Regions from separate parts of the Homo sapiens genome. Here regions 1, 2, 3, 5, 6 and 7 are each linked to region 4. The links are chromatin loops, found by intact Hi-C in ENCODE. Cell type or tissue: mammary epithelial cell. All regions are shown on one strand. Each heading gives the region's core, and the rest is flanking DNA. Links, peaks and the distances in the headings are about the cores only. Region 1 has its middle 16 kb from the start of MIR6870. Region 2 overlaps JAG1 (jagged canonical Notch ligand 1). Region 3 has its middle 76 kb from the start of MKKS. Region 4 has its middle 7.3 kb from the start of PARAL1. Region 5 overlaps SLX4IP (SLX4 interacting protein). Region 6 overlaps MKKS (MKKS centrosomal shuttling protein). Region 7 overlaps PAK5 (p21 (RAC1) activated kinase 5).

Region 1 (4,413 bases), core at 187-4,186, 650 kb before region 4:
TACAGTTTGAAGATGCAGATTTCCAGGACTGGTCCATGACCCTATTAGACCAGATGCACCAGAAGTGGAGCCTGGGAATTTGAATTTTTGACAAGCTCGCTCTTCCTCCCCGACTCATGCACTCTAAAAATTGGGAGCAACTCTGCTAAAGTGCTACAGTACCAGCTCTTAACTAATTATAATGTTTTTCTTCCTTGTTAAACTGAATTAAATAGCCTGGAAGCCAGTTTGTTGCTAAATTGCCACCTGACATCATTTTTAAGTAAAATGATTACACCGCCCCTTGAGCAAGATGTGGTCTAAGTGCTTCATGCCTATTAGCTGATCTGAGGGGTCAGTGAGTCAAAATGAACTTATTCTGTAATATTTCTTAGGTAGCAAGGAGCAAAATGGGCCAGAGCGTGGGTTTCCCACCTTTCCAAATGGCTTACACCTGTCTGCTCCAAAGTGAGCAAAGGTGCAGCAAAAAACCAGTTGCCTTTAAAGGAAAAAAAAAGTTCTACAGGCCTTTCGGGCTTTGAAACTTGGGCTGAGCAATGCTCCACCATTTCCGTTTCGACTGTGGGTCTCTTTCTTGCCTCTACTGGGAATGAGAAACAGGAGTTCAGAGGTTCCTGGTCTGGGAAGACATACAACAAGCACATGGGTTATGGGAAGCCTCCTCCTGCTAATGTGTATTTATACTTTGTAAGCTCTGATTCATCCAAGCATTGGAACAGAAATCTGCTTCCTGAGGTTCTGTTTTTAAATAGATAGTTTGCAAAAACAACAATTATTTTTCTTAACATTTTTTTTCCACCCCACAAGCAGCTAAACATCCCAGCTCAGGGTATGTCAGTCTCCAGCAATGCCAACAAACAGCTTGGTTATCTGAGCTAGAAGGGTGCCCTGAGGCAGTTCTCTACAGTTCTGGCCCCAGAAGTCTTAAAAACAAAGTTTAGAAACCATTAGGGCAATCTTGTTGCATCACTTCAAATCCACGAGGTATTTCGGGGTCTATTAAAAATAACGAATTTCCGTTTGCGAACCATTGCCTTCCAATGGCTGTTAAAATAAAACTAAGAGCAGGTTGGGGGGAGTGATGCTTGTAGGGCCGCCGTGGTATCGCTGCCTGGCAGCCGAGGAGCCTAAACCCTGCCCGGCAGCCTCTGAGATCATGTCAAAAGGGTGCGGCTCTCTTGCTTTGGACATATATTCTACCTGTATTACTTGCTCTTGCATGCTGGGCACAACCTTCCTGGCTTAGAGTGTGTTTCTTTCAAGTCCAAGACAGCTTTTACAAGTCTCAAATTATGTATCATTATGCCTGGGTCCAGTATTAACCTGTGATACGCAAGTCAGGAAAATTAACCTGGAGAATAAAGGCTCTTAAATCCAGTAAGAACCTTGAATTGAGGTCTGCCTGCTGCCTTTTCCAACCCACCCGCACTGCAAATATCCACACCAGGGCACCCAAGGGTTGAGTTATCCAGAAAGCAAACGCAGATGCCAGCAACATGAAAGTAACAGCTTTGTTTTAAAGAGAAGCTCTCTTGGCAGGGCTGGTGGTGCTCATCGGTGATCCTCGGGGGAAATACAAGTTTGCAGCTGGCTTCCTAATCACTACTCAGTCAACCAAACAGGTTCGCCCCCTCTGTTCTGCACCTGAAGAGTGAAAAGCTGTTTTAGTTCACCCTTGCTGAGATATGTGCAGTTGAAATACCTTTATCATAGATGTTACATGTGAAACACCTTTATCACAGGATGTTAATGCAATCAAGGACCTTATCCATCAAAGGATCCAACCCCCACTACTTTCCCAGAAGAGGAAACTGAGGCCCAGAGAGGTTCAAGGACTTGTCTGAAGTTATACAGAGTTAGCAATAGCCAGAACTAGAACTCTGGGCTCCTGCTTCTTGGGCTGCTGTGTTTTCTGCCTCTTCTGGGAATTTGCGAGGTTTATGCCGGCATCCTGCCCTTAGTGTGATTTTAAAAGGTAAAACCTTGGGAGATCAGCACTTCACAAAAATGGATGCAAAGTCTCAAGGGAGGTCACAGGAAGCGACTGCTACGACAGTGTCGCCAATCTGAACTGGTTCTGCCTAGAAAGTGACATCTGTATAAACCCAGGAGCAATAGGTGTTTTCTGCATCAAAGGAAGATTAAGCCCTGCTCCTTTGTAGGCTGTTCCTTTGTTCTTGGGAAGTTTCTGATTTCCCTTTTAGTTTTTGCTTCATAGAATTAAAATGAGTTGCAGGAAAAGAGGTTCAGAAAGGAAATCAACAGCCTCACTAGGTCTTATTGCTGCCTGTGTGTGTGCACGCATATGCACACATGCACATTTTACAGGTGTTTTCAGAACCACACTGCTGCTCACCGGGGCTGAGATGCAGGTGCCAGGGTCCTCGCCAGTGTCAGGTGATTGCAATTATCATTAGGCCTCATCCCACGTTCTCTAACCACTCCCACTCCCCCTGGCAGCTTCCTTCCAGGTTATCACCACAAAAACACCTGAGCATTTAACAGGACTAAAATCCAGATCGCTTGAATGTGATGAAGTTCGCCACGTCCAGTGTGCGGTTGGGCCAGTTCAGACACACCTGAGAGTTCCTGGAACTGCCTGTGGGCAGCTCTGCTTCCTCCACCTGACATCCCCAAAAGGCTACTCCTCCACAACCTGTTTGTCGTGTCAGGGTAGGCCAGAAGTACATTCTATGTAGAAGTTTCCTCTGCGCCCAGGCACCCACACTGAGTGACTTGGAAAAACCCCATCCCCAAGACAGAAACATAAACCCTCCAAGTTCAGGACATGAACAATCAGATACCCTCAGGGGCTCTCTCTGGCTTTGCAGTGATGTTACTTTAGAAGAATTTTTAAAGAATTCAAGGCATAAAGCAGAAAGGAAGAGCGCAAACGTGACATGTCCTACAGGTTTGCAACAAACTAAGAAAAAAGTGCCTCTAGTAAAGTAAAGGGAGTGGGAAGGGGCCGGGAGGGACCACAATCTCTGGCTTTCTCCACCTCCACGCCCTGTCATTTCCGTGCTTCCTGTGAGCTCTCAGTCGGACAGTGTTGGCTGCAGTGCAGTTACAAAAGAGGTCCTGAACATCTCCTGCAGAGCATTCAGCCTCCACGTGGGCCTGACCCTTCCTTCACTGGACTGTTACTTTCACCCTCTTGGTGTGCAAAGCCAGGCTGTGTGCTTAGTGGTCAAGAGCATGCATTCTGGAGTGAAACTTCTTTGATTCCAACTGCAGCTCTTCCTTCCAGCTCCTGGTTTGAAATTTTCCACCTGTGTGCTCTAACAACACAGTTTCTGGGCTTTGAGGTTTGCCAGACCCAGATTCTAGGCACTGCCATTTACTAACTTGGGAAAGTTTCCAAAATTCTTTGTGCCTCAGTTTCCTCATCTGTCATGGTGACAATAAATGTGTGCCACTATAGTTAATATTCATGAAAAGGGCTACAGGTAAAGGAAAGAACACTGCTTTCAGTATTTGCTCTAAGTAACCATTAAAAGATTAAGGAATTCAGCTAGATTCCAACTGACAGTCTACTTTCTCACCGTTACACCATTAAACTGGGCCTGTCAGAGAAGAGCTAAGTGCTGTTGGATCTGGTCGTAGGCAGGACTCCACGATGGCTCCCAAAGCTCCCTGGTCCCTGGTTATTCAATCAAACGCTAATCCTGGTACTGCTGTGAAGGGATTTTGCAGATGTCATTAAAGTCTCAAATCTGTTAGCCTTCAAATGTAGATTATCCAGGTAGGGCTGACCTAATTACAGGAGCTTTTTAAAAGCAGAGAGTTTTCTCTGGCTAGTCACAGAAGGAGAAGTCAAAGAGATTCAAAGCATGAAAGTGATTCAATGCCAAGGTTTCTCCATTAATGAAATGGACGAGGTCATGTGGCAAGGACCCGCGAAATGGCTTGTAGGAAGTCCCCTGCCAACAGCCAGCGGGACAATGCGGATCTTAGTCCTACAAATGTAAGGAACTGAATTCTGCCAACAAGGGAGCTTGGAAGTGGACCTTTCCCTGGTTGAGCATCCAGATGAGGATGCAGCCTGGCTGACGCCCTGATTTCAGCCTTTGAGACCCTCAGCAGAGGACCCAGCTAAGTGTCAAAAACTGTGAGATAATAAACTTATGTTGTCTTAAGTCTCTCAATTTATGGTAATTTGTTACACAGGGATAGAAAACTAACATAGGCTTCTTCTAAAAAGGATCGTACCAGCTATGTCACTTGTAGGTGTCGTATTTGGTTGTGACTATACAAATCGTTGTTAGCTTTTTCCCTGATCAATTCAGAGCCGGCTTCCGGTGCAGGAGAAAGAAAAGCTCATTTAAGACAAGAATGAACTATAGGACTGTACAAAACTTGGTGCCTAATTGAAGTCTACAACAGTGTGTGGTCTGTGAGTGTCGACAGCTG
Region 2 (4,375 bases), core at 376-4,375, 680 kb before region 4:
ATCTGCTAACAAGGCCTTGAAGTTTAAAGCTGGTTTTGTTATTTGGGCCCCTCCCATCTTCCTCTCCTTACAAGGGACTTGATATGAGACCTGTTAAAATCGTGGAATTTGCAGACTTTAATGCAATGGGCCATTCTCATGACCGGGGCGATGCAAGGAACAGGCAGTGTGCTGACACGCCCTTCTCTGTTTTTTACAGCTATTTGCCGACAAGGCTGCAGTCCTAAGCATGGGTCTTGCAAACTCCCAGGTGACTGCAGGTAAATCAACTGGTCTTTTGTGAGATTTCTTTTAATTTTCCTTTATGTAAGAGAGGAACTGACTTTATTGTGACTATGCCTCTTTTTTCCTTGGAGAACAAGAAAGCTTTTTTAAAAAAAAAATTCAGATAGACACATCCGAAGCTTATTAAATTATACCAGCTGTCTGGTGGAATGCACACACCACTTCTCTCTTGGAATAAAAAGAAACTCTTTGGGCATAGCCAGTGACTTCATGTATTAACTGTTCTGTAAATTGATAACACATTTTTATAATCTTCCCTTATAGTGCTGATGGGCTAGATGGAGGGATGTGGGCTTGTTTCTTTGCGTCTCTCTCCTCTTCCACCAAGGCTTTCTTCTCCCAGCCCCCTCCCCGACTTTTCCCATCAATAGGCGAAAGTCCAGCATTCTTTAGAATGGGATTAGTCCAATCTCCTGGCCCCTTTGCAGGCGGGAGCTGGGTTGGTGCTGAGAGGTTAATGGCTGCCCTGGAATCTTGTCAGTTGAGCCTGATGAATGTAGACTTTTGCTGCAGTCCTTTGAAGTCTGTTCCTTTATGGTCCAGGAACAATGCGGAAGCCAAAGGGAGGCCTGCCCTGACCACTTCACGATGGCGGGTTTTGGAACTTCTTGAAATTTATATTACGCCCGTTTGGAAAAGGCTTATTTTGGGAAATATTGTTGGTGTCTGTGGTGTTTTTGGCAGTCTTAATGCTTTGCTCTCCCTCCTCCCAAATTTTAAGGAGTAACGCTAAATGGATCCTTTGAGCCTGTCACTTTTGCCCCCAAAGCTACTCTGACATGAGTAAAGGGAATCTTATGAAACATAGTCTAAACCAGTATGTCCCAAACTAATGTTATTTGGGGCTCTTATTAAAACGCAGGTCCTGATTCTATAGGTCTGGGCTGAGCCCAGGTTTCTGCATTTCTAACAAGCTCCCAAGCGATGCTGCTGATGGAACCATCAGCAATCACTGCCCCCAGACCTCAGTACTCAAAGTGTAACTTCCAGAATTAACAAGGGAGCTGTTAAAATGCAGGTTCGTGGGCTCCGTCCCACATCCATAGAATCCTAGTCCTTGGTTTGGCCCAGGAGTCTGCATTTGACAAGCTGGCCACATGACTTTGCTGCTTAGTAAATTTTGAGGCTACTCCTTTAAAGAGAACTATCTGTGGCCTTTACCTTTATGATTCCACCGCTCCGTCTGTTCCCCTCCCATGCAAGGGGGAACATGGAACTAAATTAAGAACTGGTTGTCCCGAATTGTCTCTTCCTACACTTCAGAAAGATAGTTTATTTCCTGGAAGGCTGAGGGGCTTCTCCTGCTGTCTCCCATTGGTGGCGATGGACTGTAGTATTTAACAGCATTGCTGTCCAATGCGGAGCAGGAATCCACCTACCTTAACTCTTCCTAATTAAGGGTGTTCTGGAGAAAGTCCCAATGGCAGTGCTATTAGTGATTCCAAGCCTGCTGCCTGCTCAGATGGATATCAGCGGAGGCCGACTGTGATTTGTGCTGCTGTCATCAGAACACACATACAGCTATACAGGGGAGGGCCCTCCCAGCCAGAACAACAGGCTTTGTTTCCAGAATTTAGCCCTTTCTCTTTCGAAGTCCCACCTCCCTCTCCCTGCCCAGACACGCACTGATGGCCTTATTTACTTAAGGTGCGACTTTCCCACACATCATTTGCATAGTCTCCCAGCCCAGTTTTCCCTCCCTACCTTGAAAGAAAGTCAAAACAGAACCTTCACGCTGAGGAAGTTCAGGTTGTGTCCTGCTGCAGAAATAGTTGAATGGCAAGTTACCTGCAAGTTGTCTTTTGGATTATGTATTACACAGGTTATTTTTTTTTTCACCCCCACATGAGAAAATTTACTGGTTTTTGTTGTTCCCAAGTAGACTGAGTCCCTTTCCCTGGGTATACATGCTTGCTTATTGCAAGCCTGCCAATAATATCAAACTTAATTATGAATCATCATCTGAGGAAAGTCACTTCAATTTCTCATGAGAATCTTAATCATATATTATTAAACTGGGATAACTTGGTTGGTGCCTCTTTTAGGGTCAGTATTTTTATTTGTTTTCTTTTGAAGTCATCCATGGCCTCTTGTGGTTGCTTTTTTATGCTTGGGGATTGAGGTCTCTTTAATTAGGTGAGGTTGGGTCCTCAGCTGCCTCTCCTTGCCTTTATGAGGCAACTTGAAGAGGGCTAGTGATCCTGAATTTGGAAGAGAATAAGGGAAGACGGTGAGAATATTGCCATTTCGTAATCAGTTCCCTCTTACTATCTTTCAGGCTAAGAATATCAGCCTTGACAGAATGGCTACACCCTTACCTCCCACTAACGTGGGTGTCCGCTTTTGAGAAATTATTTAGATTGTAATTTTGTTCTTATCTTACTCCTTTAGTCACTTGTCACGTTGACATTCCATTTTACATAAACCAGAATCCAGTGTCTAACTTTAAACCACACATTCTAGTGATTTCTTTGCATGTGGGTGTGCATAGCTTGGTTTCAGAAGTTAGGAAGTGGTTAGTCAGTATTCTCAGGGGTTAAGTTGACTCTCAGCCGTGGGTGATTAGCTATTAGCTAGATCCCTATAATTTTCCCATGACAAGGATTTGCTAGCCTGCCTCCCGCTCTTGGGAAACCGAAAGCCTTTCCTTCTGGGGAGCTAGAGGGGGCGGGGGTTGTTTTCCAGAGTTACAGCTGAGCAGCTTAGGGGGTTGGCGCTGATCGTGGCTTTTCCCAGGTCCCGTTCTGGAAACATGTTGCCCATCCCACCCGCACCCCACCCTCCACCCTCCACCCTCCACGCTCCACCGGGAGGCTAGTTGATGTTTCTCCCTGCCTTCCCCCACCCTTGTTAAAGCTTGGCTCTTGAGAAGGCAATTAAAGTTTCAGAGGGCTTGAAAATTCAAGGGAGAGTGGTTTGAGACGCTGCCCCCTCTCCCACCCCAGATGAAAGTTGTTGTATTTGTTTTTGTTTTTGCTTGGGGATCAGAGGCACTATTTGGCCCCAAAAGAGTATGATTAATCAAGGTGCTTATATAAAAGAACCTCAACTCCGCCAATACTAGATAAATTAAGCAGACTGCTTTCTTTTTTTTTTCTTTTCTTGGCAAAGCAAGAAATCACTATAAATTAGCACACAGTAATGGGACACAAATTATGGAGTTGGTTCCAAGTGTTGTCATTTCCTTCTCCTTCCCTATAGAAGTGGGTTTAGAGAGCCTACTCTGGCTTTGGCCAAGGGAGGGTGCCCCTTTCTCTCCTTGTTTTTTTAAATAAAGCGTCATCGTGAGGCAGTTTCCTGCTGCACTTGGTGGCTTGTTGCATTTCTGTGCACTGGGGTCATGACTTTCTGTGCAGACAAAGAGCAGAGTGGCAAGTGCAGCGTCTGCAGAGACTTTGGCATAGCTCTCTTGTCACCGAGAGAGTCCTTTCCTCTATAGTCTGTCGCAACTAGGTGCACGGGTTGATTTATTCCATGCCTTCACCTTTGGCTCACTCGTGTGAGCCTGAGAAGAGAGTGGCTTTGTGAAGGGCATCCCCATGCTGGCCTCTTCCCAAACAGCCCTCCTTTTGTCAGGAGTCGGCTGGGAGGGGACCTCAGCTCAACTGTGAAAATGTTTGTTTATACGGAGCCCCTGATGAGCCTTGGGAGTCTACCTTCCTGTCCCCAGAAACAAAACAGAAAAAGCCTGGACTTTGCAGTCTTCCATTTGAATTGTACAGGTGTCTCTTAACGTTCAAAAGGCTAACCTGGAGGTGTGCTGTGTGTCTCCAGGTGCCAGTACGGCTGGCAAGGCCTGTACTGTGATAAGTGCATCCCACACCCGGGATGCGTCCACGGCATCTGTAATGAGCCCTGGCAGTGCCTCTGTGAGACCAACTGGGGCGGCCAGCTCTGTGACAAAGGTATGGCCCTTAGGGATGAGACCCAGGGTGGGATCTGGGGGTGGGATGGCACTAATTTGGTTTCTAATTTTATTGGCAGGGGCTTTTATTCTGAATTCTCCTTGAATGCTGTGTGGGTTTTCTGGTTTTTCTTTTTAAAAGACGACTGGGGCTAGAAACATGGTGGGTTCGCCATCTTCACAGGC
Region 3 (4,413 bases), core at 106-4,105, 380 kb before region 4:
TTACTGTTTCTGTAAAACTCTATAAAGCTATTATTAGAATTATTATATCCAAAGTTGTCAATATATAAATGTTTATGACTGTAGACCTTCTTATTTGGCATAGAGTCTATGCAGAAAGATCATCTACTTGTCAGTCACTTTCACTGCCCACCTCCAACCTGCTGTCATTAAAATCTCAAGCCTTACTTTCATATCTGTGTTTTCTAGTCTATCTCTAGGGAATAATTAGACAGAACCAACAGCACTGAAGATAACCAAAGGGTTGTAATGGATTTCAGAAGTAGTGAGAAATAACAACAAGCAAAGACCTTTCAGCACAATAGCGACACTGTGGCTGGATTTTGAACCTAAGCCAACTGAATTATTTTTGTAGTATGAGTATACAGTTAGGTTATGGCAAAGTTATCTTAGCCTTTTTACAAAATAACCTCTACTATGAATCAATGCATAAGATCTCAAGACTGTTGTTTATTATTTTTTCGAGGTTATTTATAGACTGAGTTAATCCAAGGTCCAAATAGCAGCACCTTCCGTTGAATGCAAATAATTCCATTTGTATTTTCGTTTTTAAAAGTTGGATGAGCTCATGGTCTACTCATGATAACAAATCCACCAAGCAAGTGTTTGATTTAATTGAACATTTCTGTTTTATAAACTTAAAGCAATTTATATTGTACTAAATGTTATTTTTTAATAAAATAAAATTTATGGTGACATTTAAAAACAATCAAAAAAGTATAAAGAATAGCACAGGGGTAATATAACATGTACCCACTACCCAGCTTCAGAAGTAGAATTTAACCTTTACATTTGAAACTCTTGTATTCTCTCCCCCAGTTACAACTCCCTCCCTTTGGAGAAACCACTGTCTTATTTATTTATTTATTTATTTATTCTTTTTTTAAATTGTACTTTAAGTTCTGGGATACATGTACAGAACGTGCAGGTTTGTTACATAGGTATACACGTGCCATGGTGGTTTGCTACACCCATCAACCCGTCATCTACATTAGGTATTTCTCCTAATACTATCCCTCCCCTACCCCCCACCCCCTGACAGGCCCTAGTGTGTGATGTTCCCCTCCCTGTGTCCATATGTTCTCATTGTTCAACTCCCATTTATGAGTGAGAACATGCGGTTGTTTGGTTTTCTGTTCCTGTGTTAGTTTGCTGAGAATGATTGTTTCCAGCTTCATCCATGTCCCTGCAAAGGGCATGAACTCATCTTTTTTTATGACTGTATAGTATTCCATGGTGTCTATGTGCTACATTTTCTTTATCCAGTCTATCATTCATGGGCATTTTGGTTGGGAACCACTATCTTAAATTTGGTGATTGATATTACCCTGCAATTATCTTCAAACATGACTGTATCCCTAAGAAATTATGCAGAATTTTATGCATCTTTTAAAACTTTACCTAAAAGGTAATATATTGTATGAAATTTTCTTCAACTTGCTGTATTTTGTCAACATATATTTGTGAGATTTATTTCTGTTGATGCATATAACTGTGGGTCATTTTTTTTAACTACTGTATAGTATTCTAGTATTCCTTTTTTTTTTTTTTTTTGAGACAGTCTTCCTCTGCCACCCAGGTTGGAGTGCAATGATACAATCACAGCTCACTGCTGCCTCTATCTCCCAGGCTCAAGGGATCCTCCCACTGTAGACACCCAAGTAGCTGGGACCACAGGTGCATGCCACCAAACCCAGCTAATTTTTTTTTTTATTATTTTTTGTAGAAATGGGGACTCACTATGTTACCCAGGCTGATCTCTAACTCTTGGGCTCAAGTGATCCTCCCATCTTGGCCTCCCAAACTGTTGAGACTACAGGTATGAGCCAATGAGCCCAGCCTGTACAGTATCCCATTTTATAACTATGCCATAACTTATCCATTTAAGATATTGCTTATTTTACAAAGTTGTTTTAATTTATATGTAATTTACCCATAGTGGCCTATAGGGGTCCCTATTGTTTCATAGCCTTGCCACCATGTGCTATGGTCAGAGTTTTCTTTTTTGCAAATTGTAAGAATATGCTAATTATTAATTTAAGTCAACATTTTATTAATATGTAAACAAATTTTAAACAACCAAATATAAAATTTGGAGCTAAATTACCATTCATAGGTATATTAATTAGAGCAGAGATAAGCAAATTTTTTCCTAAAAGGCCACATGGTACACACTGTAGGCTTTGTGTGCCATGAGATCTCTGCTGCAACTACTCAACCCTGTCACTGTAGTGCAAAAGCAGCCATAGAAAATACACAGACAAACAGGCATGGTAGTGTTGCCATAAAACTTTATTTACAATATCAGAAGGCCTATATTCAAGCTATATTTGACAACACTGAGTTAGAGTAAGTGTATCAGAGTTCTTCAGAGAGACAGAGTCAAGAAGATATATATATGTTGTTGAAGGACAAGAGAGGAAGAGTGTATCCTAGCTCCAGCAGATAGGTTGATACATTCACCTTTTTTCTGCTTTTGTTCTCTGGGGCGTCCCCCAGCAGATTGGATGATGCCAGACCACTTTCCCCACCTAGTTCATCCAGACTCACATGCTAATCTCTTCTGGAAACATCCTCACAGATGCATCCTGAAACAATGCTGATATGGTTTGGCTAGGTGCCCACCCAAATCTCATCTCAAATTGTAATCCAAATTGTAAACCTCACATGTCGAGGGAGGGACCTGGTGGGAGATGACTGGATCATGGGGGTGGTTTTCCCCATGTTGTTCTCGTGGTAGTGAGTGAGTTCTCACGAGATCTGGTTGTTTGATAAATTTCTGGTACTTCCCCCTTCTTCCCTCTCTCCTGCCACCATGTAAGACGTGCCTGCTTCCCCTTCGCCTTTCGCCATGATTGTAACTTTCCCGAGGCCTTCCCAGCCATGCAGAACTGTGAGTCATTTAAACCTCCTTTCTTAATAAATTACCCAGTCTAAGATAGTATCTTTATAGCAGTGTGAGAATGAACTAATACAAATGCCTTACCAGGTTTCTAGGTATTCTTTAATCCAGGCAAATTGACACCTAAAATTAACCATCACAGTAAGTAACACTAAATGCTGTAATAAATCGTCTCCAAATTTCAGTGGATTAACACAATAAAGATTTATTTCTTATTTAAGCAAAATCCAAGGTAGAATTTTCTGGTTATTTGGCCCCCTGGGAGTTTCTCCTTCAAGCAGCGACTCAGGCTTCTGTGCTTCCTTCATGTTATGCTCTGTAATGTGTGGCCTCTGTGGTTGCCACAGAAGGGGAAAAGAGATGGTGCATCTGGTCATGTGTCCAGTCAGCAGCACCTCTATATATACTCCATTGGTCATACTCCAGTCAAATGGCTCCAACTGAAGGTCAAGGGAGGCTGGAAAGTGGAGCTGTCACATGTGCCAGGAAAAGAAACAAGAGTAATGAGCATGGAGCCAGTCTGCCACAATATGAGTTAAATATATTAGTATTTCATGAGATTCCACAAAAAGCATCATGATTTCCAGACTTGCTGCCTGAAGAATTTGAAAACCATTAAGGTACGTTCTTCTTTAAAACACTAACACTCCTGTTGGACTCTAGAAATGCTGATCTAGGCCAGGCACCAGTGGCTCACGCCTATAATCCCAGCACTTTGGGAGGCTGAGGCAGAAGGATCACTTGAGCCTAGGAGTTTGAGCACAGCCTGGGCAACATAGTGAGACCTCATCTCTAAAAAACAAAAGTAAATAAATGCTGGTCCAACATTTTCAACTATTAAAAGCCTGAAACAAATTAGTTGACTAAGTGCCACGGATATAAATTAGTATTTTCATTCAATGAATTTCTTCATTCTTGTCTACATTCCCATTCAAGAACAGAATTTCTGGAGTAAAATTGAGACAAATACTTTTTCCTCCACTGTAGACTTCTTGGCTAGGCTTCATACATTTCTTTTTAACTCTTCAACCCAAGGGTCACACATGCTATGGAAATTACAGCAAATACTAATTGATTTTATTCCAAGTTCCTGAGGCTTCTTAGGCACTTATATTATTCTAAAAGAAATGCCCAGGATGGTCATGTGGCACTCTAGGGATGATGTGTACTTTGGGGTTAGGATAATCAGAGTACATTATTTTTCACCAAAACCAATTTGTTCAAGTTATTTGCTTTCCAAACTTCTATCTACAGTCCATTGCTTCTATGGTTCTATTTTATATTGATCACTCTTTTATACAGTGGAAGCATAAAAGACTATATAAACTACACATAGGTTCTATAAACCTTTGTGTTTCTGCTTTACAATGAAATGGCTATCACTAACTTGCAATCCAAAGGCCTTTCCAACAAACATTCAATAGTTCCTTTTTAGTGTTGTGAAATAAATGTAAATGAGTCAATTGGAAATTGGATGGAAATAAAAGAGGATC
Region 4 (4,413 bases), core at 217-4,216:
TGACTGATACAATAAGCATCCTATATAGAAACTGTAAGAACTGCTTGAACAGGAGTAAACCAAGAAAGCTCAGCAAAGCTTTAGCTAAAGAGAGCAATATCTTATTTTCTTAAGATTTGAGACTTCTACACTTCTGTCCTATCATGCTTACGTATCCTTGGGAAAATATTGGAGACTGGGCAAGCTGCTTTCAGGAATGCTATATTGCCTATACTTGCAATCATCTAGTAATTTCCTTTTTCTTGCCAAAGTGAAGATAGGTCTGGAATCTTAAAGTCTGAAGACCACTCTCTTTCCCCTTCTTCCTTGAGGTCAGCATTAAACTGGCCACTATAGACTTCTCAGATGAGAACTTGTATCTGGGAAGAGTCTTGCAAGAGCAGGCTGACTCTATTCTGAAGCCTACAGAGATGGGTGGGCATGAAATTCCAGATAGCACTGTGGTCAAGTGCAGAGAAATATCTGTGGTATACCAGCCTACCACAGTCTCTGTGTAGACCAGTCTAGATGGCACTTATATTCAAGGGGAATGTAATTTTTGGCAAGTCAGGAATTATCCGAAGAAAAATGGAATGTAACTCAAGGAAGACCATCAGGCCACAAATCATTAATACCTTGGTTTTAAATTCAGTTGCATCTTTAATAGCTTGTTATATAAACTTTAATGTCTATTTTTACCTCTAAAAATGATGATGCAATGATTGTGTGAGTTTTTCAGACTATCTGAGTTTTAATTCCAGCTAGCTTACTTGTTGTATATCCTTGGGAAGCAACTTAACTTTTTTCTATTTCAGTCTCTTTTGCTGGAAAAGGGGGACAATAATAATACCTACCTCATATGGCCATTACAAGATTAAATAATTTAATAAGTATAAAGTGCTGGAAAAGTGCCTTGAATATTCAAACTTAAATTGGCAGTATTAATGATCTTGCCTATCTTAAAAAGTTGCTTAGACTATCAGGTGCATAGAAAGAACTTTACAAACTTTATGAAGCATTATTTTCATATATATATATATATATATATATATATATATATATATATATATATATATATATATATATTTAGAGACAGAGTCTCAGTATGCCACCCAGTCTGGAGTGCAGTGGTGCAGTCATAGCTCACTGCAGCCTCGAACTCTTGGGCTCAAGCAATCCTCTTGCCTTAGCCTGCCAAGTAGCTGGGACTACAGTTGCACACCACCATGCCCAGCTATGTATTTATTTAAAAAAAATTTTTTTAGAGGTGGAGTCTTGCCGTGTTACCCAGACTTGTCTCAGATTCTGACTTCAAGCAATCCTCTTGCCTCAGCCTCCAGAGTTGCTGGGATTAGAGGTGTGAGCCACCATGCCCAGCTGAGGCATCATTTTTGTTGCTCCTTATTTCTCACTATACTGTACAATGCAACTTATTTTTCTTTGTTTGCAACTCTTCAAGGGGTAGCAATAATTGAAGATACTCAATTAATTAGTTTGAAGAGGCCAGTATCTTCTTGTGTGACCACTGGAATCAGAAACAATTTATCTCCACAAATCTGTCTGAAAATGCATGTCCAATATGGTAAAATATTCTCCATTTTGTTGATCATTTGTGTCAAATTTTAATCCCAAGGTGACTTCCTTTTCACAGCTGGACATCTTTCTAAACCATGAAGACTGATTTGACTAAACTAACACTAGGATGATAAATCCCATCACAGATAAAAAAGAAAAAAATCCATTCTGCATGCCTAAAGCAATACTTTAAAGAGACTTTGCTATTTATTAACTGTTCATATTGCTGCTTTTTTGTTTAGCATAGCTAATGCTCCTTTTGAAAACTATTTTGAATTTTATGGAAGTTTATTGCAAATTATCTTTTTATTTTATAAACTGTATTGGTCCGTTCTCATGCTGCTATGAAGACATACCTGAGACTGGGTAATTCATAAAGAAAAGAGGTTTAATTGACTCACAGTTCCACATGGATAGGGAGGCCTCAGGAAACTTACAATCATGGCGGAAGGGGAAGCAAACATGTTCTCCCTCACATGGTGGCAGGAGAGAGAAATGTAGAGTGAAAGGGGAAAATGCCTCTTATAAAACCACCAGATCTTGTGAGAACTCACTCACTATCACCAGAACAGCATGAGGGTATTGCCCCCATGATCTAATCACTTCCCATGTGGTCTCTCCCCCAACATGTGGGGATTACAACTAGGATTACAGTTCAAAATGAGATTTGATGGGGACACAGAGCCAGATCATATAACAAACTTCAAGAACTATTCCCAAATATTTCTCATTTCTTTTCCAAAAGATAACTGTGGAATAATTCTACCAAATGTTACAGAAATCAATGTATTCTGAGGAGTTTCTGGACATCCTCTATTTTTAAAGACCCCTGTTCCAGTGGGTATCTGTATCTCCTCTGCATTTGGATGTCTTTTCGGATCAGCTGAGCAATATCAGAGATCTATTGAATCCTTTCAACCTTCATATAAAAATGGCACGTTGGCCATAGCTTTGGCCTAGAACACAAAAATTGAGCACTTCAGTTCAACAAGACAATGATAAGTGGTGGAGCTCAGACAAGAGAGACAAAGAAATGACACTGCCATCTTTTGGAGAATTCAGAAGTTAGGGGTATGTTTTTGTCTTGTGCTCTTTCTGGCAAATATTTTCCCCTTATGCGTCATCTTGTCTTTTGCTAGGCATTACACATAGCAACAGCACCACCTATTGCCTATTCTGTTGGTTTGCTGTCACGAGGATTTTCCTAACGACTCATATACAGATACAGAGGATGCAGCTCACAGTTTCACTTTAATCGCCCTACCTTTGTTATCTTAATGAGCATCTTTATTGTACAGCAGTTTTATGGTTAGCTCAAAAGCTCACCACTATTAAAAAGATATTTTAAAATAAACCATTTCTTAGCTCCTAAACTCTCTCTTCTTCAAAATAACAAATTGTGTCAGTAGAGGGTGAATAAGTGATTCATCTTAGGAGGGATCTAAAGTTAACTTTAATAACACAAGCTAACTAACTAACCTAATTCTGTTTTATTTCCTTAGCCTCAAGTATTGTTTCTGCTTTCAGGAATAGACATGCTAGAGTTATGAGTTGATGTCAACTTCTTTTTTTAAACGCAACTACTCTTTTTTAAGTACAACTACAAGTTGTACTTGGTATTTGTGTACAATAGAATCTTGGGAGAACTTTATGAATATGTTATTTATTTAAAGATCCTTATTGGAGAAAGCATGGAAATTCTATTTTATTCCTACTTTTGCAGAATTGTGAAATAGACTGGATGAAATATGAGTCAAGATTGCTTTGAAGTTGGGTGTAATGATCTTCAGACCCAGAATGACTTCTAAAGAAATAATTAAAGTGAGCACTAATAGTCTTACCTACAGCTTCCTGATGTTGGGCCACATAAAAGCAATGACTCACACACAATAAGGGATGTGAAATGTTTGAAAAACAAGGGAAGGGAAGATGGAATTAGTACAGAGACTATCAAATCACAGCACAGGAAGTGCAGGCTCAAAGCAGAGCCTAGGACAGGGATCCCTCTGTGTGTGTGATGTACCGAGAAAGCACTCTTCAGGGTAAACCCTCAAGGGGATTAAAAGGGATGAGAAAGGATTGCAAGGATGTGGTCTTAGGTAAGGTCTAGCCTCAGGCAGATCCCATAGGGAGAGCTCTAAAACATAAGCCGTATCACAGATTTATGTCCCTATATCACTCAGTCACTGGCTGTTTGTCCATGGTTACACAGAGGGAAGACAAAACTTTCCTGGCAAGACACCCCTTCTGCACTGAAAGTAGTCCTCTGGGGAAAGAGTGGCTGGAAGCCATTTGGCATCTAACCTTCACAGCAACTGGGTGATGGGCATATGGAATGCCTAGGAACTGAAGGTAGACTTCAGACAAGAGTGCGAGTGGAAAGAACCCAGGCTGTTGCTGATGAGCTACACGAAGGCATTAAAAGCAAAAGACAAGGAAAGGACTGATGGGAGACACAACTGCTTTTTATTCTTAGCTAACACGTGGACAAAGCAGGGGTTAGGGGGACTGACCCCCTGTACAGTCTAAAATCTGTGTATAACTTTAGACTCCCTCAAAACTTAACTAGTAATAGCCTACTGTTGATTAGAAGCCTTACTAATAACATAAACTGTTGATTAACACATATTTTGTATGTTATGTGTATTATCTACTGTAGCCTTATAATAAAGTAAGCTAGAGAAAGGAAAATGTTATTAAGAAAATCCTACAGAAGATAAAATATATTTACTTTCCATCAGGTGGTACTGGGTCATTATAAAGGTCTTCAGTCTCATCATCTTCACATTGAATAGGCTGAAGAGGAGGAGGAAGATGAGAAATAGGTCTTGCTCTCTCAGGGGTGGCAGAGGAGGAAGA
Region 5 (4,413 bases), core at 109-4,108, 560 kb before region 4:
GTAATTCCAGCACTTTGGGAGGCCATGGCAGGTGGATCACTTGAGGTCAGGAGTTCGAGACCAGCCTGGCCAACATGATGAAACCACATCTCTATTAAAAATACAAAAAATTAGCAGGGCATGGTGACATGCACATGTAGTCCCAGCTACTCAGGAGCCTGAGGCAGGAGAATCGCTTGAACCCAGGAGGCAGAGGTTGCAGTGAGCCAAGATGGCACCACTGCACTCCAGCCTGGGCGACAGAGTGAGACTCTGTCTCAAAAAAAAAAAAAAGATGAAGGGCTTTATCAATAAGAATCTAGAACTGTAATTTTAGATTCTTAATCAAGAGGTGATTTTGCTCCCTTCCTCCCTGTGTACAATGTCTGGAAACATTTAGGACTGTCACAGCTGGCATCTAATGGGTAGACTCCAGGAATACTGCTGAACACCCTATACTGCACAGGCCAGCTCCCACCGCAAGGCATCATCTGGTCTATAATGTCATTAGTGCCAAAGTAGAGAAACCTTGTCTAAAACCTTCTGCATGGAGCCAGCTGACTTAGCCCTGGAGAATTTGTAGGGATCAAAGGCCAAGAGGAGGAAGAAAAAGAGGTACAAATGGCCCTGGGTCAAAGAGGTACTACAAAATGCTCAGCCAAAGAGTGTGGATGCTGCTCATCCTCCCAGCTGCCCGGAACAACAAAGAAAGGGTCCTCTTAGTCTTTACCTTGCCAGAAGTTGTCAATGACTGCTTTCTTCATGGGATTAGGGTTTAATTTGGTCACAGAAAGAATTCTATTCCATGATTCATCACCTGGCCAGCTGACAAACTACCCCAGCTCTATAAAGCATTCTTATATCACTGTTAGCTTTTAACAGGGCCTAAATCAATGAAAGAAGGGATGGAGGCAGGGAGAAAGGAATTAAAAAATAAATTCAGGAATTGTGAACAGACAACATCTAAAAAATAGGCTATCTCATTACTTTTGTCAAAATCTAAATGATCATGTTGTCCTTTCTCTTGAGAGACCTTGTTACCTAACCATTTTTATTTTGGGTAATTTGCATGGGGCATTTGCATAAGGGTAAAACTTAAAGATTCTTCTCATGTATTATTAATGTCATAAGGAGATCATGATATTAGATGTATTTCTTGTTGCTATTCAATTCCTAGAAAAATTACATGAATCAACTGAACTGTAAATATCAAACTGATCCAGCATAAAAAGATCAACATCATGTCTTTAGATCCTAATAATCCAAACGAGTATGGTAGCTAGCTTTTATCTGTGATACTCTTCGGGCCAAACTGCAACCTAATGGATTACTTAAGAATCTAAATTTTAAAAAGAGTTATAGTAAGGAAGTACATGCCTCACGAAACAGTGTTTCCTTTGTAAGTATTCATTACGGGTTCCATTAAACACAAAGCCCACTTAGTTGACTGGAGTATTTACCTTCTTCCCAGTTGGGGAGGGAAAGAGAGGTGCCAACCAAAGATTGGTCACAAAAAATTAAGCACTGGGTAGGGCAACAAGGACTGCCCTTAAAGTAGTTCCTGCATAAACTGCCATAGTAGCCCCATATTTTCATTGCCCCCTCCCAACACAGTGCGTTATTTCAGCATATTCTCAAGTTTTACCATGTAACATAAACTCATCTCTAAATTATAAATTGTGTAAATATGTCACCAAGAAATGCTAAAATGCTGCTATTGAATATGAATTGTTTATCCCAGGCCTCTAATGTTCTATGCCCTAAGCTTCAGAGATATTAGATACTAAAATTTGATTAAAACCATATTCCTTGCATTTGCTGCCATTATCAATGATGCAAATTCACACATGTGTTAGCTAATGAAGCAGCCAGACAGGGTTTCACAGGCAGAGAAAAGGCTGAAAGAAATCTTTTTTGCCAAACAGAAAGTGGCCCAACTGTGGGAAATGATATGGATACCCAAGGTAGTCCTCAAAGCCAAAACTGTAAATAAGATTAGACCCTCACATGGTTCCATGGTCTGAGTATACATTACAACATTTTAAACCAAACATTCATTTCATTGTAGGGATTTATGCCAGCTGGCATAGCACAGTTGACCAAAGTGAAAATCGAGCTTGAGTTTTCCTTCCTTGTAAAACTCAGTACGTTTGTAGCATTAGCCCCTTACCAGAAGAGGGCAACGGTGGCCAGGCTGGCATTATTCACAAAGAATAAAGTTACCTGCAGCCAAGGTAACGTTTGCCAAGGGAGCCAGACCTTAGGAAACTGCCTGCAGAACTGCTGGCTTCTGAGTGTCACACATGCAAAGAAACAAGGCTCTCTGCCTTTCCTTTTCCTTGGATGAACTAACAGGCGACTGAGAGATCAAACCGTTGCAATATTTCTAATTGATGATACAGAAGCACTGCTCACTGCAACCAACTCACCATATTTATTTAATCCTTTTTTTTTTTTTTAAAGAGACAAGGTCTTGCTGTGTTGTTCAGGCTGTCCTCAAATTCCTGGGCTCAAGCGATCCTCCTGCCTCAGCCTCCCAAAATGCTGCCATTACAGGCATAGGCCATCAGCGCCCAGCCCTATTCACCACATTTTAAAGTTATCCTCTCTCCTGTCCATACTAGCTATAAAACTTGTCACATTCCAAAAAACAAGAAGGTGTGTTAAAGATCTCTAAGTGGAGAACTATTATGTAAATAGTATATAAGAAGTTTGCAAATTATAGATACCGTAAGAGCCATTCTACATTCAGGTTCAAGTTCACCCACAGTGCCCTGACTTTTCGGACTCCCTTGGTGGAGTCTCCGGCGCTCATTTCTGCTTTTCTCCCTCACTAGTGTTTCCAGGCTCATCTTTCTAAACAGTGTGTCTCTAGCTCAGGGTCTTCAGGCTTTCTCAAAACAAAGCATTCTCCAAAATCCTTACCCCTTTGAAAGCATTTGATCTGCTATGCAAATTTACTCAATATTTGCTTTTTAAACACATTCATCTCTAGTGAAGGAAAGAACTTGTTTTTAGTTAATAAAATTCAGGCATATGTGAGTAGTGAACACCTGGGTGAAGGGGTGAGGATGGAGCATGAATGTGCATGCAACACAGGTAGTTCCATTATTCTCTCCTGGTTTGGGAATTCATGAGACTAAGGATGAAACCTCTTAAGTTCATACCTTGACTCTTACCCTAGACAAAACTACATGTTCTTGGGCCGGGCGCAGTAGCTCATGCCTGTAATCCCAGTACTTTGGGAGGCCGAGGAGGTGGATCACCTGAGCTCAGGAGTTCGAGATCAGCCTGGCCAACACGGCGAAACCCCATCTCTACTAAAAATACAAAAATTAGCTGGGCATGGTGGCACGCACCTGTAATCCCAGCTACTTGGAAGGCTGAGGCAGGAGAACTGCTTGAACCCAGGAGGCGGAGGTTTCAGTGAGCCAAAATCACACCACTACACTCCAGCTTGGGCAACAGAGCAAGACTCTGCCTCAAAAAAACAAACAAAACCTGCACGTTCTTTCCAAACCTGCTCCCTCCTCCTGTTTTGACTCAGCCAGTGGCACTAGGACTTATCCAATTCTGAGACCTCAACACTTCCCTTCCTCAGCAGCCATTTGCAATTCATCACTTCTAACCCCTTCCATGCCTCCAGGCCAAGCCATCACCTGCTCCAGCCTGGCCTTCTGCAACCGTCTTCCCTGGTCTCTCTCCTGCAACAACTCACTTTCAATCTATTACCAGTCTGTTGCCAGAGCGATCATGCCATGCCCTGCCTCCACACCCCAAACCTCATCCCAGCTAAAAACCTTTGGAGGGGCCTTCCACTCCTCTCAGAATAAAGACTAAAATCCTAGGAAGCTGGTAAGAGGTTGACCATATCCCGGTACACCCAAGTCAGTTGCATTTTACGCCTTTCTATCCAGGCGTAATTATTAATAGCTCCCCCTTCTGCTCTAAAAATTATCTTGATTTTCATAACAACCTATGTGGTCTCCTTTCATGGTAACCTATGTGGTCTCCTACAAGTACATGATAACCTACAAGCCTCTGTGAGGTCTGGCCCCTGCCAGCTTCTCCAGCACCATGCCAACCCACTGTCCCCTGTGCTCTGCTCCAGCCCTGCTGGCCTCTGTTCATGCACTCGTTTTTAATTTATTGAGCATACCCCAGACGCCAGCCCTGCGCCAGGAGCTGAACACGGAGCAGGACAAAGCAGAAAGGACCTTGGCTCTGCTGGAAGGAGCTCCCCATTCCTTCTTCTACCCCACCTTCCCCTAGGCTCAGGCTTGACTCGAGGCTCCTTCTTTACGGAAACCTTCTAAGGCTCCAGACCAGGGCAACTCACCCTTTATCTTGCAGGCAGCATCATGTACCTCTTTTTGAAACAATGATTCAAGATTGCAATTTTTCCTGCTTCTGTGTGATTGATCTGACTGCCAG
Region 6 (4,413 bases), core at 310-4,309, 450 kb before region 4:
GGGGAAGGATTGGTGATCTTTATGGTCAGAACACTTTCCATGGAGAATGAAACAAAAGCAGATTGCTTGGGTTTGAAGATGGAATGGGAAGTGACTAGGAAAAGATGCATTATTTGAAAGGAAAGAGATTGTGTAGTACTGGGAAGGAAGATGGTAAAGGGCAGTTGCCTTAGGGAATTTGTTTTTGACTCTTTTCAGTGGAGAAAAATAGTCATAGTTATGCAAAAGAGAAAGGCCCTTAAGAGTGGAAGGTTGGAGGTAGATGAGAGGGGATAATGAAGTTAGAACCCCAAAGACACAGTAGAAAGTGGGACTGGAACACAGGTAATAGGAATACCAGTTCTTCTGACAGCAGGCAAGGAGTTTTATTTATTTATTTATTTATTGAGACGGAGTCTTGCTCTGTCACCTAGGCTGGAGTGCAATGGCGCGATCTCGACTCACTGTAATGTAACCTCTGCCTCCTGGATTCAAGCGATTCTCCTGTTTCAGCCTCCCAGGTAACTGGGATTACAGGTGCACCCACCACATCCAGCTAATTTTTCATATTTTTGGTAGAAATGGGGTTTCACCATCTTGGCCAAACTGGTCTCAAAATCCTGACCTCAAGTGATCCACCTTCCTCAGCCTCCCCGAGTGCTGGAATTAGAGGCGTGAGCCACCGCGCCCAGCTGAAAGAAGATTTAGTTGAGAGCTAAGGTGCACATAAGGGGACAACAAGTTAGAGGTGTTCATACCTAAAGAGCTATAATGTCCTCTGGCCAATAGGTTATCTGCAGAAATGAAGGTGGAGCATACAATTAAAATCTTGAAAATGATGAAGGGTAGAAATGGGCTCTTTAGGGATTCAGAACATACCAGGAACATAAAGTGTTTGCTGTAGCACTAAAGGCCCATTCATCTAGGTATCTGATCTGGAACAATCTGGCTATCTGCATGATACCTACTCCCCTCTCCTCCACCAATCACCAGCATCAAATGGCAGCCAGGGTGTAAAAACAGTGAAAGGGGACAGGATTCTCAGACAACTCTATAAACCACTACAACCATTGTGATAAACCACAGCTTGCTGGTAAGCTAGTTTTCACTTCTCATTAGTTGTTAATCACTTGCTTAATATTTGAGACTGCCTACAATTAGTGAAACCCCCATATAAGACTTATGATGCTTTCAGTATATTTTTTATTTACAAATACATTAAATTCACAGCAATGAGCAGGGAGGAATAGCAAAAGACATAAGATACTTACGCATACCTGTTTCGGCCTTCTGACTGCAGATCCACTCCTGACTCAGTTACGCTGTTAGCAGCCCAGCTCTTGGATATAGGTCAAGCTGACCTTGAATGGTTTGGTGGGGAAGGTGGTAGGATTTGCAGAATGGAAACTTTAGAACTCAATTATGATCCATGGGTTCATTAAGAATTACAGTATTGTTTTTGGGGTGTGTGTTTTTACAAGACTGGAGAAGTCCAGCAAAATGAGTGTTATTTTAGGTGATATAGTTGGAAAAGAAAAAGGAAAACGATTGTTCTGTTTACCATGTCAGTTCATTTCATAGCACAGTTGAAGACCACGTGCAGTCTTTTCTATTGTGTACACAGAAAAAATGCCACAATTCAAACTGCTGTATTAAAAATTGAGGATAAAAAATAACTTTTGAATGTTGATGATGAGAATTCAGAAATGAAGAATTCACAAATACCTAAAGCCAACATTGTCATTGTAAAAGAAAAGGCATAGTACAATTCCAGTAAACTTCATAAAGTTTCATTATCACAAGAGCTGGGTTAATTGGTTTTTAATATTCTATCTAATGTTCTTCTCATGATTAAATTACATTCAGTGGAAGTTTTTAAAAATTACAATTTTTTCAAATCACAACAGCAATTAAGACCAAAAAGAATCCGTTTTACACTGTGTCCAAAAGGCCAGCAGATGGCGCCCAGCAAGCCCAATAGGCAAAATGAGAACATTTGATGTAACATTCCCTGCATCCAAGTTATTTTAGGCCTAATTTTGCAGGAAGCAATTAAAAAAACTTGATGGCTTTAACTAATACTATGCTAGATAGAATAATCTGATGGCTAGATCCAGCTGTTTGGGAAGTTCTAGGAAGCTTGCTTGCCTTTTTGCCCTTAACCTTACTTTGTGTGTGTGTGTGTGTGTGTGTGTGTGTGTGTGTGTGTGTGTGTGTGTGTCAGTGTTTTCTTTTCTTGGCCTTTAAGCTACTCTAAAAGATTACAGTATTTATAATGAGGTAGAAGCATAGCAAGTTCTCCCTCTTCTGTTCATTAATCTCTTGCTGTCATTCTATACTGAGAACTAAATTAAAGAAAACTGAACTAACCCAGCTAATCTCAACCATTAGTAGGTCACGGATGTGTTTTTGGAGGATATAGACTCTTTTGCCCTCTAATTTTTTTGTTTTTCTTACCTCCAGAACTGTAAGATGCCCTCTAATTTTGGACAAGTGAAATGACAGCTGTTAACCTTTTATATACCTGACATGAAAATCAGCCAAGGACATGCCACGGGGCGTGCATGGCTCATGCCTGTAATCCCAGCACTTTGGGAGGCTGAGGCGGACATATCACTTGAGGCCAGGAGTTGAGACCAGCCTGGGCAACATGGTGAAACCCCGTCTCTACTAAAATACAAAAATTAGTCGGGCATGGTGGCGTGGGCCTGTAATCTCAGCTACCTGGGAGGCTGAGGTACGAGAATCCCTTAAATCTGGCATGCGGAGGTGAGCCGAGATCACACCACTACGCTCCCCCTTGGGCAACAGAGTGAGACTGTCCCAAAAAAAGAAAAAAGAACAACATGCCAGGCATGATGCCCCAAGCTAGTTGACCTCAGTGATCCTCAAGGGTGTGCCTCACGCCCTCCAAATGTTCCCCTCATCCGTGATCACACACTGGAAATCCTGATAGACAGTACTGCCCAAGCTGGGGCACTAATTCTTGACTTGAAGAATTGCTTAGTAGAGTACTAGGCAAGACTTTAAAGACTTCACATCTAAATTGAATGCCACAGTTAACTGACAGTAATCTTAGAATCAATCATTTAATGTTTCTTCATTTATAAAATGATCTCATAAAGTTGCTATGAAAGCAAAACAAAATGAAAAATATGAAACTTTTGAATAATTTAAGACCATACTTTTGAGAGAAGAATATGAAAAGCATAATCCACATTAAGATTGCCTCTAAACTTTTTCTAAACTTAACAAAAGACATTTTAGTAAATGAAACTATAAATATCAACTCTATTTTACTTGATCTAAAATTTACTAATCTCATTTCATGTCTCTTGATTTCTCTATCCTTCTAAAGGAGTCTTTTTTTAGAAATATGTTTAAAGAAGATTCAGGAAAGAAAGAAAGGGCAGTGGCAAGTACATTAGAGGGTAAGGAAGGGAAAAAATCTCATTTCTCTTGTTGCTTTGCTCCAAACTTGAAAAGTTCAATAAATGAGCATCAAACACTAACTTATTTTAGGGATTAACCAGTTACTGCTCATCAAATCTGATCATTTTGAGCTTATTCTTGAGAAATCTTTGTTTTAGACTCAGAATCTCTACAAGACAGTCCATGCCTCTTGGAACAACTTGCCAAGTGTTTTGAGGGAAGGACCATCTCAAGGCAAACTGTAAATAGCTTAAGTTTGTTTCACAAATTGGATCTCCCAGTCTGTCTGCTTCTCAGTATCATGAACCTTTCTAAAAGTCAAGGTTTTAAAAACTTTCTTGTCAAGTTCATTTGAAAAATGAGTTAATTTTTAAGAAATTTGTTAATTCTGAAAAGCAGCACATAGAGGCTTTGAGCATGGACTCTGGAGTATTTACACAAATATTTATTGCCATAGCATATTTTGCAATAAAGCATTGAAAAATCTCAAATTTCTTTCAATCACAGATTGGTCAAATTAGGATATCGCCATTATAATCAAATGCTGTATAGCTCTTAAAAATGATAATGGAGATTTATATTCTTTGCAAGAGGGATTACAAAACAGCATGTGTATCATGATCACATTTTTGTTACACCCAAAAGATTTTAGCTCTCTTTTCCTTGTTTCTATATTTGCTAACTTTAAAAAGTAAGGTTATACTATACTATATTTATTAGAAAAGAACAGTAATGCTAATTTTCTTTCTTTCTTTTTTTTTTTTTGAGACGGAGTTTAGCTCTTGTTGCCTAGGTGGGAGTGCAATGGCATGATCTTGGCTCACTGCAACCTCCGCCTCCCAGGTTCAAGTGATTCTTCTGCCTCAGCCTCCCGAGTAGCTGGGATTACAGGCGCCTGCCACCACACCAGCCTAATTTTTTGTATTTTTAGTAGAGACAGGGTTTCACCATGTTGGCCAGACTGGTCTCAAACTCCTGACCTCAGGTGATCCACCTGCCTCG
Region 7 (4,413 bases), core at 150-4,149, 360 kb after region 4:
AAAAAAAAAAAAACGAAAGAAAGAGAGAGAAAAGAATCTGAGAGAAGCCACTTTCTACCTTCCTTTCTTCCTCTTAAAACCTCCAGTCCTGAAACATATGATATGTTATGAAAATATCGATTCATCTCAGCTTTTCCTTAAGTTGCTTGTACTTATAGAACTGTACCTGTCACCCTGCTCAATAAAGATTTGATGATTGAATTAAAAATAAGTTCCAGCCGGGCGCAGTGGCTCACGCCTGTAATCCCAGCACTTTGGGAGGCCAAGGTGGGTGGATCACGAGGTCAGGAGTTCAAGACCAGCCTGGACAACATGGTGAAACCCCATCTCTACTAAAAATACAAAAAAAAAAAAATTAGCTGGGCCTGGTGGCACATGCCTGCAATCTCAGCTACTCGGGAGGCTGTGGCAGGAAAATTACTTGAACTCGGGAAGCAGAGGTTGCAGTGAGCCAAGATTGTGCCATTACACTCCAGCCTGGGTGACAGAGCGAGACTCTGTCTCAAAAAAAAAAAAAAAAAAAAAGTTCCAGGCCGTAATAGTCTGTCCTGTGTATCAACATATGTCTCAGCAATAACACTGGGCAGGGGATCTTAACAGAAAACTCTGTAGCCACATGGAGTGGAGCTATGTTTTATCAATTTGATTATAATTTAGAGGGGTTAAAACTTGGGGGGGTACCTGACTCTTTGGAGTTATGTAGTATTTACTGTATGTTCTGGCACTTCCTAGAGCTGTTCCTTCTCCCTTGATAGTGTCGCCCAGCGCTGTATGTTCCTTGGAGTATGCTGTCATCTAGTTGTGTGAGAGCCACATTACAAGCCTATTTGTCACATGCTTACATAATGTTTATTTTTCCTTATACTAATATTACCTCCACTGAATGTTAATTCGTTGTAGCGTTTCTTTTGATAGGTTCGACCTTTTCTTCTGAGATGTATCTTCAATTTCAGGACACAATTTAGAGGCTTAAAGGTATCTTTGATGCTTTGACAACAAACCTCATGTAAACTTCCACTTTTTTTATTTTTCGTGCTTTGGTAGAAGAGCTGTTCAGATAAGAATTGGGATTCTTGCCGGGCGTCGTGGCTCACGCCTGTAATCCTAGCACTTTGGGAGGCCGAGGCGGGTGGATCACGAGGTCAGGAGATCGAGACCATCCTGGCTAACACGGTGAAACCCCGTCTCTACTAAAAATACAAAAAATCAGCCGGCCGTGGTGGTGGGCGCCTGTAGTCCCAGCTACTCGGGAGGCTGAGGCGGAAGAATGGCGCGAACCTAAGAGGTGGAGCTTGCAGTGAGCCGAGATCGCACCACTGCACTCCAGCCTGGGTGACAGAGCGAGACTCCATTTCAAAAAAAAAAAAAAAAAAAAAAAAGGATTGGGATTCTTGGGTCTCATCCCTGCAAATTGAGTAAGTCTCTCAGCCTCAGTTTTATCATATTACAATTAAGCAATTAAGCGCTTAACTGTGCTAGCTGTTTCCAATGTCATTACATTAACCAACTGGTATAAAAATAAAATCGTCTGGGAAGAATTACTTACCGTACAGATCTGGGGCCCAATCCCCAGAGTTTTGACTCAATGTCTTTGAGAACCACTGGGCTAACTCGTTTCTTTCCACTGATTGAAATTTTAAATGGTTAAAGCAGCCTGGCTTTCTCAAGAAAAGTACACGGGCGCCACCTAGTGTCCCTGAAAAGTTCGTACAGCTCACACATCAGATGTATTGAAGCTTTAACTTGGCAGGGTTACCAGTTATAAATGCAATCGAATTTGCATTTTAATTAGTGAAGCCGATTATGTATTGAGATAAACAAGTGTTGTGCCATCGACTCACTTGGAATAATTAGTTTGATCTCACTTTTGATTTATGACTTGGCATTTTTCTGGACTCAGTTATGCCTCTCAGGCTTATTCTGTCTGAATCACACACAATTGCAATAGTCCAGCTTTTTGCAATTATCCGTATTTTTGTACAACTCCAGAAAAACCAAAGTGAAAGAATAAACAAAAAGATTTTCCCAGAAGAAAATGGCAATTTCTAACTTCTTCCTATGCCTACTGGCATTGTGGGACAGACTGCCAAGGAATTCAACCACATTCCACCCACTACCCACCCCTGGACTTCTATCCTTAGACTCTCACTGCCCCCAGAATAGGGAAGGTTATCAGGCCCCTAAGGAAGGACGCATGCTTTGCTTGGCTCTCTGGGCCTTGTCTGGGCACTGCACCCCAGTGTATTATCACCCTGCTGTGCCATAGAGCCCCACATCCCACAGTGCAAGCCACAGGCTAGCAGCAGCAGCATCCCCTGGGAGCTTGTTAGATGTGGAATCTCAGTCCCCAGCCCAGCCCTGAAGGATGAGAATCTATTTTCGCAAGATGCCCGGGGGATGTATATATGTGTTAAAGTTTGAGAAACCCTACCATAGAGAACACAAAGGCTTTAGCCGAAGAGAACGCTGATTCCCTTCCCAACATGCTACTTGTCTTTGCCGTGTTTCCAGCAGCATAAAATAGTCTGGAAGGATGAACATTGGGCACATCTGGCGTTGACATTAGAATCTGCTACTCGCTACTGGCGTAATTTGAGGAGCACCTGAAACTCTCTGTGCTTTCAGTTCCTCATCTGTAATATAGGAACTGCCCTTTTTAATTCAGGAAGTTGTTGTGGGCTAACATGTGTACTGTATTTGACATCATGCATGGTTCATAGTGATAAATATTAATTTCATTTCTACCCATCCCCTGCTTCCAGGTAGAAGTACAATGGAGTGTAGTTTCAACATTGCTTTATTTTAAAAATTAGCCACAGTGTCTTTGACATGCTTCCCATCAGAGGTGGTGTCTACCTTCCCTCCCCTTGACGTGGGACTGGCTCCTGATTCTCTTGTAACCAGAAGAATGGGGAAGAAGTTACTCTGAGGCTTCTCAGCACTAGAAAAGGAAAGGCCATGTAGCTTTCACCGGTTTTCTTGGGTTGCTTGCTGTGGGGGCAGCATGCAGCATTGAGAAAACTCCATGCTGGAGAGGCCTCATGTGGTGCTCCAGCAGACTGCCTAGCTGTGCCCCCAGACAAGAGTCACCATCCGCTGCCAGGCCACGGGAGTGAGCATCATGGATGTCTGGCCCTTGTGCCCTCAGGTGGCTGCAGCCCCAGCCAATATCTGACTACAGTGATCGACAACTGCCCAGCAGATGCCCTTCCAAAATTCCTGACCCACACGATTATGCAAAATCAAAGAGTTGTTTGGGGGTGATTTATTATGCAGCAGCAGTAACTGGAACACACTTTGGTTGGTGGTTTTTGTTATAGTTTTTACTTCTTCAACGAAGGACTTATTCTAAGTCAAGATTCGACAAACTGTAGCCCTCTGGCCAAATCTAGCCTACATCTGTTTTAGGTTATTGTGAATTTTCTTTAATAGACTTTGCTTTTTAGAGCAGTTTTAGGTTCACTGCAAAATTAAGTGGAAAGTACAGAGATTTCCATATGCCCCCTGCCCCTACACATGCACAGCCTCCCCCTTGATCGACATTCTCTACCAAAGTGGCATGTTTGTTGCAGTCAAAGAACCTCCATGGACACGTCATTATCACTCAAAGTCCATAGTTCACATCAGGGTTCACTTTTCATTTGCACATTCTATGGGTTTTGACAAGTGTCTGAGCTGTATCTACCATTGTCATATCATAAAGAATCGCTGCCCTAAAAAATCCTCTGTGCTCTACCTGTTCATCCCTCCCACACCCTAACCCCGGACAACCACTAATCCTTTTATTGCCACCTTAGTTTTACCTGTTCCAGTGAGTCCTGTGGTTGGAATTATATATTACATAGCTTTTCTCAGATTGGCTTCTTTTACTTAGTAATATGCATTTGTTTCCTTCATATCTTTTCATGGCTCGGTAGCACATTTGTATATATGTTAATACATTGTGGCTACAATAATTTTGAACAAATTGATCTGTTAGATTAAGAGTAACAAGTTAAAAATTTCATTTTACCTTCACTTATTTCTTCTCTGATGTTCTTTCTTTTGTTATGTAGATATGACCTTCTGACCTATAACAATTTTTATTGCCTTGAATAACTTCTTTGAACATTTAACAAGGCAGATCTGCTAGCATCAAATTCCCTGAATTTTTGTTTGTCTGAGAAAGCCTTTAAGTCTCCTTTACTTTTGGAGGATAATGTCACAGAGTATAGAATGCTAGACTGGTGGAGTTTTTTTCTCAACACATTCAATATTTCACTCCACTGTCTTCTTGCTTGCATGGTTTCCATGAAGTCAGATGAAATTCTTACCTTTGTTCCTCTAAGGAAGTAAGGTGTTTTTCACCTTTGGCATCTTTTGGGATTTTTTTCCTTATCTGATTTTTCTGTAGTTTGAAAACAATGTGGCTAG

What was found. A loop is a pair of places that touch in the nucleus more often than their neighbours do. Peaks named below come from ENCODE experiments on the same cell type or tissue, not always from the same donor. Only the 100,000 strongest peaks of a DNase experiment are listed, where the experiment ranks them.
Region 1: a loop joins it to region 4, with 7 times the contacts of the local background. A loop is called at or near these places in 3 of 110 quality-filtered maps.
Region 2: it touches region 4 in a loop (9-fold over the local background); 6 of 110 quality-filtered maps call a loop at or near these places.
Region 3: a loop joins it to region 4, with 13 times the contacts of the local background. A loop is called at or near these places in 9 of 110 quality-filtered maps.
Region 5: a loop joins it to region 4, with 10 times the contacts of the local background. A loop is called at or near these places in 25 of 110 quality-filtered maps.
Region 6: a loop joins it to region 4, with 20 times the contacts of the local background. A loop is called at or near these places in 92 of 110 quality-filtered maps.
Region 7: it touches region 4 in a loop (7-fold over the local background); 24 of 110 quality-filtered maps call a loop at or near these places.

Annotation. Positions count from the first base shown.
Region 1 is chr20:10,631,564-10,635,976 of GRCh38, reverse strand. No RefSeq gene overlaps it. Among named protein-coding and RNA genes, the nearest start is that of MIR6870, 16 kb to the left of the region's middle. In mammary epithelial cell, for the core only: no CTCF peak of the experiment used is centred there; a DNase peak (open chromatin) is centred at 2,666; H3K27ac peaks cover 271 bases.
Region 2 is chr20:10,652,283-10,656,657 of GRCh38, reverse strand. JAG1 (jagged canonical Notch ligand 1) reads left to right here. Exons shown (of 26, transcript NM_000214.3): 5 at 200-260; 6 at 4,060-4,190. Among named protein-coding and RNA genes, the nearest start is that of MIR6870, 4.8 kb to the right of the region's middle. In mammary epithelial cell, for the core only: no CTCF peak of the experiment used is centred there; a DNase peak (open chromatin) is centred at 1,877; H3K27ac peaks cover 1,737 bases.
Region 3 is chr20:10,355,732-10,360,144 of GRCh38, reverse strand. No RefSeq gene overlaps it. Among named protein-coding and RNA genes, the nearest start is that of MKKS, 76 kb to the left of the region's middle. In mammary epithelial cell, for the core only: a CTCF peak has its summit at 1,982; no DNase peak of the experiment used is centred there.
Region 4 is chr20:9,976,872-9,981,284 of GRCh38, reverse strand. No RefSeq gene overlaps it. Among named protein-coding and RNA genes, the nearest start is that of PARAL1, 7.3 kb to the left of the region's middle. RefSeq lists an enhancer at 2,665-3,864. In mammary epithelial cell, for the core only: a CTCF peak has its summit at 2,714; a DNase peak (open chromatin) is centred at 2,694; H3K27ac peaks cover 876 bases.
Region 5 is chr20:10,534,390-10,538,802 of GRCh38, reverse strand. The region is part of intron 2 of SLX4IP (SLX4 interacting protein); the gene reads right to left. Among named protein-coding and RNA genes, the nearest start is that of SLX4IP, 100 kb to the right of the region's middle. In mammary epithelial cell, for the core only: a CTCF peak has its summit at 2,155 (motif pointing right); a DNase peak (open chromatin) is centred at 772.
Region 6 is chr20:10,424,817-10,429,229 of GRCh38, reverse strand. All of the region lies in intron 1 of MKKS (MKKS centrosomal shuttling protein), which reads left to right. All of the region lies in intron 1 of LOC128706665, which reads left to right. The region is part of intron 1 of LOC128706666; the gene reads left to right. Among named protein-coding and RNA genes, the nearest start is that of MKKS, 7.2 kb to the left of the region's middle. RefSeq lists a silencer at 918-967. In mammary epithelial cell, for the core only: a CTCF peak has its summit at 1,936 (motif pointing right); no DNase peak of the experiment used is centred there.
Region 7 is chr20:9,614,516-9,618,928 of GRCh38, reverse strand. All of the region lies in intron 3 of PAK5 (p21 (RAC1) activated kinase 5), which reads left to right. Among named protein-coding and RNA genes, the nearest start is that of LAMP5-AS1, 100 kb to the right of the region's middle. RefSeq lists an enhancer at 2,308-2,497. In mammary epithelial cell, for the core only: CTCF peaks have their summits at 792 and 1,695 (motif pointing left); no DNase peak of the experiment used is centred there.